2 separate regions of the Homo sapiens genome follow, and region 2 is linked to region 1. Evidence: chromatin loops called from intact Hi-C (ENCODE). Cell type or tissue: heart left ventricle. All regions are shown on one strand. Each heading gives the region's core, and the rest is flanking DNA. Links, peaks and the distances in the headings are about the cores only.

What was found. Peaks named below come from ENCODE experiments on the same cell type or tissue, not always from the same donor. Only the 100,000 strongest peaks of a DNase experiment are listed, where the experiment ranks them.
Region 2: a loop joins it to region 1, with 2.8 times the contacts of the local background. A loop is called at or near these places in 1 of 110 quality-filtered maps.

Annotation. Positions count from the first base shown.
Region 1 is chr2:56,746,628-56,752,522 of GRCh38, forward strand. It overlaps the pseudogene PPIAP63. Among named protein-coding and RNA genes, the nearest start is that of CCDC85A, 570 kb to the left of the region's middle. In heart left ventricle, for the core only: a CTCF peak has its summit at 2,726 (motif pointing left); no DNase peak of the experiment used is centred there.
Region 2 is chr2:56,312,479-56,318,373 of GRCh38, forward strand. All of the region lies in intron 2 of CCDC85A (coiled-coil domain containing 85A), which reads left to right. Among named protein-coding and RNA genes, the nearest start is that of CCDC85A, 130 kb to the left of the region's middle. In heart left ventricle, for the core only: no CTCF peak of the experiment used is centred there; no DNase peak of the experiment used is centred there; H3K27ac peaks cover 3,215 bases.

The DNA.
Region 1 (5,895 bases), core at 281-5,280:
GTTTTCTTCTGCTTCATGAGCATATGGTTGATCTTAAGGCCACCCGCCTTCCTGGCACCCCTTCTTCATTGTGGAAATGGCAAACTGTGCCAGGCATTTATATTTGCTCCTCCAGATTCAACTGTATCCCTTTCTACCTTTTCCGTTAGCCACCTGGGGAGGCTGAGCTGTATTGACTACTATGAGAGGCTCTTCCCTCTGGCTTCTGGTGGGGTTTTCAGTGAAGTGCCTCAGCAGAAAATGAGAGGTAGGGAGGAGAGTGGGACTCTCTAACTGTGAAGCTAGCTCTATGTCAGTAGACTGAAAGTTATTGCTCTACTCAAGGTGGCCTTTTCTACATGATGCTCCACTGTCAGGTTGTATTATACACTTTTCCATTGTTCTCTTTGGTCTAAAGATAGTAATAGCTCTGTGGTTGCTAACCCCAGGTTAACTACATTTGTGTGTGTGTGTGTGTGTTTTCCTAGAATCTGCTGACTTGTTTATAAATTTGAAACCATCCTTATGACATCAGTTTTCTGTTTGGACCCTACTGAAACAGGAACCCAATGTTACATGTCAGAGTCCAAAAGGAGAGGAGGCATCATTTTCTCAGTGAGCAAAGTTTTATTTTATCAGTATGACAAGCTCGTTATTGTCTTGGAACCCTCTGACGTTCTATTCTTTCTGCTCAAGACTCTGTTCCCATGATTTGTTTGTCTAGCTAATTCCTGGTCATTTTAGAATTTTTACTTCAAAAGCCACTTTCTCATAGATGCCTTGAGTGGCTCCTCCCAACTAAACCAGTTTCCTATTATAATTTCTCATAATATGCTGTTTCCTTTATTGTACTCATCCATATTATAAGTAAATTTTTATACATTATCCTTGGGTTATCTACCACGCTTGACTCTAATCTCTGGGAGGACTCTGACAAAACCTTCCTTTTGCAGATGCTTACTCAAATTTTGTTTAATAAGTGAATGAATAAAATACAGGTGTCGTAGAAAAGTTCACTAAGTTGGCTTTTTTCCCCTGGGAAAACTTATGAATATATATAAACTATATATATCAACATGCTATTTTCAGTGCTTCCATAAACCCACATCTTTTCATTTGACCAATTACACTAATGCTCACATGGACGTAAATGTCTCAGGTTAAAGGTAATTAACTTATTTGTCTCAAAGATGCTTGTTTGTTTTATGAGACATTTGCTATAAGAGAGAAGGCAAAAACCTATTGTCGAATAAACTGTCAATAGTTTATAAAGCAATAATAAACCATATTAAAGAACAATTGCATGGCAATTAAAGACTGATGCTGGCTTGAACTCTGAATAGGCATTTGCATTTTCCCAACAAATGGAAAAAAGGTCAATGGGATCCATCCTTCCCATTTTCTTCTCTCCAAAGTGTTTCTAATCAGAGTTATTAGCAGACATCTATTTATATTAAAAGGCATTCCTGTACAGAATCAAAGTGCTATACATTTTTATGAGGCAAACTTGCCAAGATTGCCATTTTTTATTTGCTGCAATGAAAGCAACTTCTAGAAATTCTCTTTCTAGATATTTTGTAACATTTCCTAAATTGGTAGCGTAGATTAGAAGGAAAACAAATTAATCAGTCCAAATATTTGAAGGTAGAATGAATACTGAGGACTCCTTTAGGTAATGCCCCATTTTTAAAATTCCAATTCCTCATAATGTGAATTTTGATTTCTTTATAGTCGAAGACTTGGAGGATAGTTAAGATTCCCCCACAGATCTGTAAAAGATATCAGTCTTCCTTTTGTTTGCATTTCTCATTTTATCAGTTCACAGTCCCCACCTTGCTTTAGTTTTTCCCTGCATGGAGCAGAATGCCCAGGTCTCAAGGACTCATCTGGTTCTCTTCTTGACGGGCTGCAGTCAATGCAGTTTCCCTCTTGCTAGCTGCCACCCCAGGCTGAGAAATTATGCAGCTAACTACGCTTCTCCAAGTCATCACACGCCTAGAGACATCTTTCTGCATTGTACCAAATGTCACTGTAAAGAAAAAGAAAATCAGAATCTTCCTGCATTTCTGTATGGGCTGGTGTTCCTCCTTTATGAGTAATTTCAGGGATCAAGAGAATATTATAGGCCCTATTTAAAAACAATTTCCCTGTATGGGGTAGCACACAGCACAATGTTAATCATTTATATTTCAATGTGAATAAGACTGCCAGATGCATTTTGAAAGCAGATTTTTATAAGGAGTGACTTGGTGTTGGGGGGGGTGGTGCAGAGAAAACATGAGGCCTATGTGAAGCCCACAGCAGCAGAAAGGAGACATGGGGGTTCTCAACCTATTGTCTACTGTCCCCTAGATACATCCCTTACTTCAGTCTAATTTCAACGAACATTATTCTATTTTGTCAAGTACTGAATGTGTTCCAAATAAAATAATATGCCATGAATTTTCTCTATCTATGACCATGCCAGAGAAGCAGTTACCTCATTATTAACGACCTTTCAATCTTTCAATGTGTATATATATATATGCACAAGTTTTAGACTTGCCATTATTCATATACAGGTATATTATATATATAATATATATGTATATTTTCCTTAATATGAGTTAAAATAGTATGTGGATTCAGCATTATACAAGGCAGTAGGATGTATAGCCCTGTAAGAACACAATAATATGTGTGACTTTGTACCATTACCTTTCAGGAAATGCATGAGTAACATTTACGTAGCACTTCAAAATTTGTACCTCCATCTAGTGGTAACTGATAGAAACAACATATTTTTAAACCATTTGATTTTGGAGGCACTGGGAGAAGAAAAATGGAAAAAGCTCTTGGTCAACCAGCACCTGTTATGAATTCAGTAACATTTTGATATTGAATAGAAAACACACAGTGAAGGTAAACATGTGGTAGGCAAAGGGAAGCAAAGGAATTTAACACAATGAATGGCTGCATAGGCTAAATTTATTCAGGATGGTTAAGCCAGGATTTCTAGCAGTGCTTATATTGGGAAGATCACATAGGATGAAACGATGGCTGGTTTATTTTGAACATGAAGAGGAGGGTCAGGGAATTACTCCCATGTGATCTTCTTGCTGAGAACATCACCTAATGGCCAGCCTTCTCCATGACTTCCCAGAGTCAGTGTCCTTGATGGCAAATAATGTTTCAGATAGGTAATTTGGGGACATGAAAGAATCTGTTGGTTTCCTTAAGTGTCTCATTTTAAATCCTAGTGAGTTGGAATCTCAATAAAATTATATCTCAAATTGATATAGAAGAAAAGGATATCTGCTTATAGACTCTGAGGCTGCCAAGGAGTAACTCTTAGTTAAGAGAGCAATGTGTTAAAAATGTGTAAGTTTTCCGTCATCAATTTTCCCAGAGGTCTTTTCACATGAATTCTTCCAAGGATAAGGTAGAACAAGTTTTTGAGATAGACAATCTGGGTTTATTTTTTAACATAAAAAAGACAAAATTTTCTTTATTTTATCTTGTTTTATGTGATACAAGAAAGGATTGCTTAGCTTGATTACATTTCATATAACTTCCTTTCCACTATGGATTGGAAAAACTAGTAGCTCTAATAAACTTGACAACCAAAACATTTATAGTCACATGATTTATACAAAGTTCATGCTGTTTGACATTGCAGATGCCACCACTGCTCGAAGCCGCATGTCATCAGCTATGGTCAATCCCACCATGCTTGTACATTGTGGCCTTATGGTAAACCTTTAGTCTGTGTCTCTTCAAGCTGTTTTCAAAGTTTCAAAGAAAGCAGAAAACTTTTGTGCTCTGAGCACTGGAGAGGAAAGCTTTGCTTGTAAGGGTTCCTGCTTTCACAGAATTATTATAGGATTTGTCTGCCAGGGTGGATATTTCAAACACCCTAATGACACTGGCAGCAAGTCACTCTACCACGGGAAATCTGATGGTGAGAACTTCATCCTGAGCATGCAGGTCCTGGAATCTTGTCCATGGAGAATACCAGACCCAACACAAACAGTGCCTAGTTTTTCACTGCATTGCCAAGACTGAGTGGTTGGATAGCAATCATGTGGTCTTTGGCAAGGTAAAAGAGCATGAATATCATGGAAGCCATGGAGTGCTTTGGGTTCAGGAATGACAAGACCAGCAAGATTACCATTGCTGACTGTGGAAAACTCTAATAAAGTTGACTTGTGTTTTATCTTAACCACTGGGCCATACCTTCTGTAGCTCAAGAGAGCACCCCTCCACCCCATAGGCTGGCAATATCCTGTATCTTTGTGCTTTTGCTGCAATTCTTTGGGTTCCATATTTTCCTTATTCCCCTTCACATCTTGCTGGATTGCAGAGTTAAGTCTATAATTATGAAATAATAACTAAATAACCAAAATTGAAAAAAATAAAGCTCGTGCTGTTTAGTGTGAATTGCCTCATTGTTGTAAAACTCTTAAGAGTCACTTGTAAGTGCTGTTTCTTAGGCATTGCCTGCACTGGCAGAATACAATCACCTGGAAAACCCGTTGCCCAAAGAACTTACCTCTCATTCCATGGACAATTAGTAAGATTTTTATATTTTAATTTTATGTTTGAATTCATGACTTGCACCATAAGTATTTTGTTTCTTGACTTGATCTTGCTTATTTGGTCACTCACAATACAATGGTGATAATGACAATACCTCAACTTTCTTTTGAATATTTATTTATTCACTCATTTATTTTGATTTTATTTTAAAAATTCCTTCTGATTTAAATGGCTTTTGGATCAAGCACATGCTTTTTTTCTGTCTATTTATGCATTTTTTTAACAAATGCTTATTCATCATGTTCAGTATCTTGTCTGGAGTTATTTTATGGGCGAGAGGCACTCTGTGTGTGTTGTTGCCTCAAAAATATCTATACCAAATGTGAAAGGTGTAATAACCCCTGTCATAATGTTTAGCTTTGAGGACTTCTTACCTTTCTTTTAGTTTTCGAAAGATTCCTGCAAATGGTTAGACTGTTTGCAGTCATAACTTACCTTCCCTGCAGGATTCTGCCAGCTATAGAAGCAGCACCTTCCTGCCGGCTCTTACCTGCCCAATTCTGTCCCTCTGAGGGAAGATCCCACCGTCTGTGGGAAAACACACTGATAAGCCTGAGTGATAGCCCAGGGCAGTTGTTTGTGGGGTCTATAAAAGAGCTTAGGCACTTAGGCTAGGTTGTTCACATTGTATCTGAGAGGCCACCTGCAATGTTGGGCAGAGCCTGGGTAGAAAAAAAAGTGGGTGAGCTGCAGGCTATTGGCCAGAGGCGAGTCAACCACTTCCAGTGCTGTCAAGCTGAGAATCTTATGAAGACAGGAGGATAGAACATATTTTATTTGGCAGTCTAGTAGTTCTACTTATAAATGTTAATTATTTAGATGTATGTTACCTTGATTTCATTTTTTCTCTTGCCCCAGTCCCACAAAGTTTAGTATGTTTCTGATAGTGTCTTTCCAAGTGCTACCTCTGCTCTGCCCCCGCTCTGCTGGGTCCCACTGTCTCTTACCTGCTTCCTGGGTCCCACTGTTGCTCTCCCCAGTGGCTCTGTAGCTACTTCACCAGGCATCAGGCCTTTTATTTCTCTGCCTCTTTGTGGGTACTAGAACCCTCCTAGTAGAGAGGTACACTTGGCTCCAGGTTTGTCTTAATGTTGTCAACTCTCAGAGGTGAATCCAAGCAGTGCTGCATGTGCCTCAGCATTTGGAAGAGACATTGGGTGAAATAGTTCCTTTTGCTTTACACACAAACTTCTCATATCTCAGATATGAGTCCAGTAAAGACAGACAAATCCCTGAGAGAGAGAGAGAGAGAACGAGATTCAAGTTAAGTAATTTGCCTAAAGTCATATGGACATGTGACAGAACTTTGCTTAAACCCATGTTTTTGACTTCAAATAT
Region 2 (5,895 bases), core at 456-5,455, 430 kb before region 1:
TAATCAGTATGTACCATGTATGCTGCCCATAATACAGGTTTTGAAGAATAACTTTACTATTTTACATGATTATAAAGATTTATGATGATTTTATTTTTGCTTTTATGACATTATAGACCATATCTGTGATACCTATAATACCAAATCCTTGGTCAGAAACAAACACCCAATTACAGTACAGTCCCAGTAGGAAGACATGATTGGTTTTTGAACATCTACTTTATAAAATGATTTTTAAGGATTTTAACTTGGCAAAAAGGAAATACTTTCTGTGCAGCACTTTCATTTTAACATTCGTTTATTTGGTAGTTATTCAGCACCTATTATGTACTAAGTAAATTGATCTCTAATTTTGCAAATCTGACTATTTATAAGTCTTAAAACTGATTTGATATATTTGTAGTTTTATATATCAAGGATAGACTTGTTAGTCTGTAATCCTGACATACAAAAGCAGGATAACTAAGTTTGTAGAGAGCACTTTATGCTTTTAAAAATGCTTCTATATGCATTGTCTTATTTAATTCTCACATTGGTTAGGTCTTAACATGCTCATTTTATGGAAGGATAGATGATGCATTAGATGAACTTGTTGCCATTTGCATCCTGAAAGTCTTTTATTATGTTTATAGATGAGGAATTATATTGTCCTGAACATTCATGGCTGTTACTCTTTGTACAATCCAGTTGGCGACTAGTCATGTTCTTTTTTGTTGTAACTCTGTCTTCTATTTTTATCTTAACAGTCTTTATGTAAGACTTTAAGTAATATTTATATTTTTATACATTTCAGTTTTATTTTCCCAACTAGCCTGCAAATCTCATGTGTGCTATATCTCTTCATAATTATAAAGCAGTATTAACTATTTTTTATAGTCCTTATAGTACCTGGCACATTGTAGGCCTTCAGTAAAGGTAATTGAATCTGAAGTGGGAATAAGGAGAACTGATACCTTGATTTGCATCCTACCTTCATTTGTTTCATTCTCTGGGCAGTATTTTTGATTTTAGGCCAGTCAAGCTTGGGGCTTCCCTCTCTTTTTCCAGGCTCTTGCTTTAAGCCATGTCATTGCACAGCAGACCATGGTGCAACAAAGAGGATTTGGAGCCCTGTATACTCAGTTTTGCCAAACGTTTACTGCTCTAATAAATCATCTATTGGCTAAGCTAACTTTGGGGAATTGCCTATGGACTTTACTTCTATTTGCCAGCCCCATCTGGTTGCCATGGATACTTGCTGTGGCAGAAGGTTGTCCTACAGGCACTGGAACATGATGTTGCCTGTGGCAACAAATAGCTCAGTGGGCAGCAGAAGGAACAGGGGTGGGACAGGAGTACCAGGTACTCACAGGGAGGGCAGGGACTTTGGTTGGACTCAGCAGAAGCTATAAGAGGCATTCTAGTCAGATAGTCAGGGCTGGGCCTGGCCTGTTCAGGGAGCATGTGATACCAGGAGATAGTGTTGTTGTAAGCAGGTAATAAGCATTGAGGAGGTCCATTAAGGGCAACAGGTGAAGTTTTGGCTGGTGATCAGCCATGTTGTCAGGGGGATTCTGGAAGCAGGTAATCTGCAGAGATCAGGTGAGCTAGGAGTTGAGATTGGATCTAGTATGAAGCAGAAAAGACCAGGGACGGGAATCAAGGGCAGTCTTGAATGAGCTCGGGCACTTAGCCATAGTGGGAGGGTGGAAGCAGAGCCTCAGGATTGTCAGGAGAGAAGGCAGGGCTAAGGCATAGCTGCCGAGCAGAATTGAACCTGTGGTCAGAGCTGGGGTCAGATGTGTGATGGTATAGAAGAGATAGTACTGACCTAGAGTAGAAAATTTTGACTTCTGATCCCTGCTCTTCCACATACTAAGCCTGCAATCTTTAGGAAGTTTTTTTTTCTTTTTGCTTCTCTAGGCCTCAGTTTCCTCATCTGTGGAATGAGAAGGGTGGGTTGATGTGTATTTTGCAACGTATGACTTGTGTAGAGTTTTCCTTTCCAAAAAGCATTTTGTGTTAAAATAGTTTTGGAAGTGCTGCATAGTGTATGTTCCCCCATCATTGCCAAGATTTATAATGCTCATTATTATCTTAAAATAGCCAGTGATGCACTATGATTTTATTTAGTCTAGCAATTCTGAAACTGATTGACCATGGAATATTTCTTCCCCCAGTTTGTTGATTTGGTGAGGGATTCTGGAATTGGAAGGGATATAGCTTGGAAAAGACTGGACTCACTGATTTCTCAGATGCCTGCCATTTGAGCATACCCATGCATTTATGAGGCTGTCCAGTTGGGTGGCCACAGAAGGTTCCTTCCCTTCCCACAACTTTAACTTGGTATTTCCTTCTCCTTTTCCTCTTGAGAGTTATAGTATAGACGCTACTGCTGTTTGGAGTTTCCTGTCTCCCAGCACTGGAGCACTTGGTCCCTGGTTCCCAGATCATCACTTAGAGGAAAGGGTGTGGATAGAGACTGTAATTGTTCCTCCTTCCCTTCCCAGAGCCTGGTGTTGGTCTTAAAGTCAGCCTCCCCACATCTGCTTCTATTGCCTTACTAGAAGAACTTCTCTTTCTCCCATCCCCCTTTGCTTCATCTGTCACAGGCTTCTGGAAAACTAACCTCCACACAGAGCATTATTTTCGCCACTGGGAATGTGTTTTCCTCTTTCAAAACAACTCATTTACAAATAAACTTTTGGAATTCTGCCCATCCCATTCCACCTCCCATGAGATTGACTGAGGTAATTCCTTACATACAATCTGTTTAAACATTTTGTTATCAAGAGTAGGAAAAAATACTAATTGTTTTGCCAGCCTGCATTTTGGATAAATAACTAAAGAACAGCTCACTTTTTCTCCCCCTCCCAGCGGCCTTTTGGGAATGGGAAGATTTTATAAAATAAACTTGGTGCAAATAAAAGTGACTTTTTTAGTGGTTGAATCAAGTTATGGTAATAATTTTGAGACTGAAAATATTTACTCATATAGCAAATACTTATGCAGTTTTTACCATGAGAGTAATATTGTGCCAGACACTGTGGGATATCAACCAAATGCCCTCAAGTAATGCATGTAACTGAGTAGGTAAGACCACCATATGGAATCAATTAGAATGGGATTCAGTGTTAATCTGTATGCTATTCCATTGAGTTAAGGGAAAGTATGGTATGAATTCAGAGATGGGACTGACCCTTACAGGCTGATTTAGTCAGTGGGGGCTCTGCCAAAATAGAAGGCTATAAGGGCCAGCTCTTGAAAGATAGGTGGGATTTGTAAATTTTGCAAAGGGGTAGTGTTTAGATGGATGAATGCACACAAGCAACTCAAACCTTCTCAAATAAAATATATTTGAGACTCTGCTGTGTGCTAGGCAGTGTATTTCATATTATGGATAACAGTGAGAATTCCCTCTTTGAGGCAGGCAGTAGGTGTATAGGACCTGTGAGAATGAATGTATGTAACTAGAATAACTGAGGGAGCAACTAATCCCAACTTCCCTCCTTAGTTTGAAGTCAGAATTTTCCCAGCTTGGTGAAATTCTGTAGGCCAGCTACACTAGGGGGTCAGCTTGGTGTTGGGACACCTGGATTCAGACGGAATGTTGGCAAGGAACATAGTGTCAAGGTTATCCCTGAGACATATTTGTCAAAATAACTTAAGAGATTTGGGTTAGTTAACAGCTGAGATTATACATTTCAAATACAGTGTTGGCAGTTTTCATGTGGAATCATCCTAAGAACTGCTCCAGCGTCAAATTTGGTTTGGACAGCTTTTAACCATTAATCTCTGGCAGGACACAGTTGGCTTATATAATTCTCCTATAAGCTATTCTTGCATATTAGTGGAAAACTGATTTATATCTTTTTTGGATTTTTTTTCTCGTATATATTTAGACAAAACCTCAGAATGTTCTGTTTTATACTGGGTCTGAGGACCCACACAAAGGAACTTTGTTTCTGTTGAGTGCATAGGAAGATCAGCCCAGTGACTTACCTGAATTTTATTTTTAACTTTGTTATTTACAAAATTGACAGGTTATTTTTGAAGCTCAGTGGTCAATTCTTTTGAAGCCATTGAAGTGGTTTACTGGTGTAGATATGATCTTAGTACTCGAAAAAACTCACTTCACTTAGCTAGATCCCATCTGCCCTATCAGTTGAATAGAGACAATAACTATTGTAAGGATAAAGCAAAAAGTGTTGAGAAATTTTTTAGTAAGGGGATGTTCTGTGAAGTATACTCTTAAGGATTTTTATTTTTGTACAGACACATAGTTGACTGCCCATAAATGTTTGCTGAATAAATGTGTGACTGAAGATTCCCACTTCTGTTTCAGGCAGTTATTCACAAAATGGCAAAATGTCACTTTTTTATGGTAAGCAGGCATCATTGACATTTATTAAATTGAAAGTATTAACAATAGTTGCCACAGAGATTTTTAAAAAATGTCTTTTTCTTTTTGTATGTCTTATCGTACATGGCTAGAAAAACATCCCTAAACCAGAGTTACGATTTTTCTTCTATTTTCTGTTAAAGTGGACTTTCTATTCAGACGGCAAATTTTAGCTTCAAATATTGGGAAATTAACTAAGGTTATCTCATGTTATAAGAGATGTACCTGTAAATGGAAGATGGCAAAGTGGAAGATTTTTCTTATCATTAAATGCCTGTATTTCTCATAGCCAAGTCAATTCAGCTAAGACTTGAAGGCACCAATTATTTCAGATTTTTCTTTCAAGCAGCAAACTTTAATGAAAATATGTAGTTACTCTGATTTCCTTCCTATCAATTTAAGCAATTTATCTGTAAATATATTTTCCACAAAATAAATTCCAAGTTAATTGGAGATTTACTTTCCATATTAAGGAACACGCTCACCCTTGTATGGAGTGATCCAAAAGTCTACACTGGCATTGCCAGTATAGCATTTCTCTGAGATCTTCTCTCCAAATGAAACATTATGCCATTTTTCATAAATATTAATGTATGAACTAAGGCTGTCTCTCCTGTCTTGCAAAGCTAAGTGGAAAATTAAACACTTAACCAGGCAACTCAGTTCATCTGTCCCCAGACTCTTCTTTTTCCTCATTAAGAGGAAATTTCACGTGAAATATTGGAATTGTATTCATAATTGGAAATTAGTTTTTCAGGAAGGACTGAAAAAGGGTGCTTATTTCAAAGCTCCCCTGCAGATTATTTTGATTGATGCCCTTGAACAATTCTTTGGAGTTTAAACTTTTAGAAGTCTCCATTTTGGTTTGGAAAAAGGAATGAAAATGATTTTTTAAACTCTAAGTTGTTCACAGATCTGCTTGCCTGTAGCTATGTAATCTCCAGTTCCCATTTTCTCTATCCACACCACCTCCATTCTCAAGTAGGAGCCTTTATGTATGAAGTTGGGGGATTACCTATGATCGCTTCACTCTCTCCTTGACTAACCAGATTACCACAGAGTATCCAAAATCCAATCCATCTTCTTTATTCTTGTAGTAAAGGCTGATGTCTGCTATGCATTTCATCTACTCAAACACCTTCTTTTAGCATTTTTGTGTAGTCAGTCCAAGATGTTAAAGCCAATATAATTTGTCTTATCTGTGCCTATCAATACATCACTTCCTACAGAGACTTAATAGAATTTTAGAGCGAGAAGGAATCACATGACCTTGATCACTCAGCTGGTTTGAGACATATATAAGACTTAATGCTTAATATTCTTCTTTCTTATTGTGTTCTCTATTTAAAAAATACTTTGCTGTCCTTCCATCGATGGCCTGTGACACTCTGCGTGACTTTTCTCTGCTTGTTTCATAGGCTAGACCCTAATGAGGAAGGCTGTTTTTCAGTTCCTTCATCGTGCTAAGCTCATCCACACTGCAGGGACTGTGCATGAGCTGTTGCTTCAGTGTA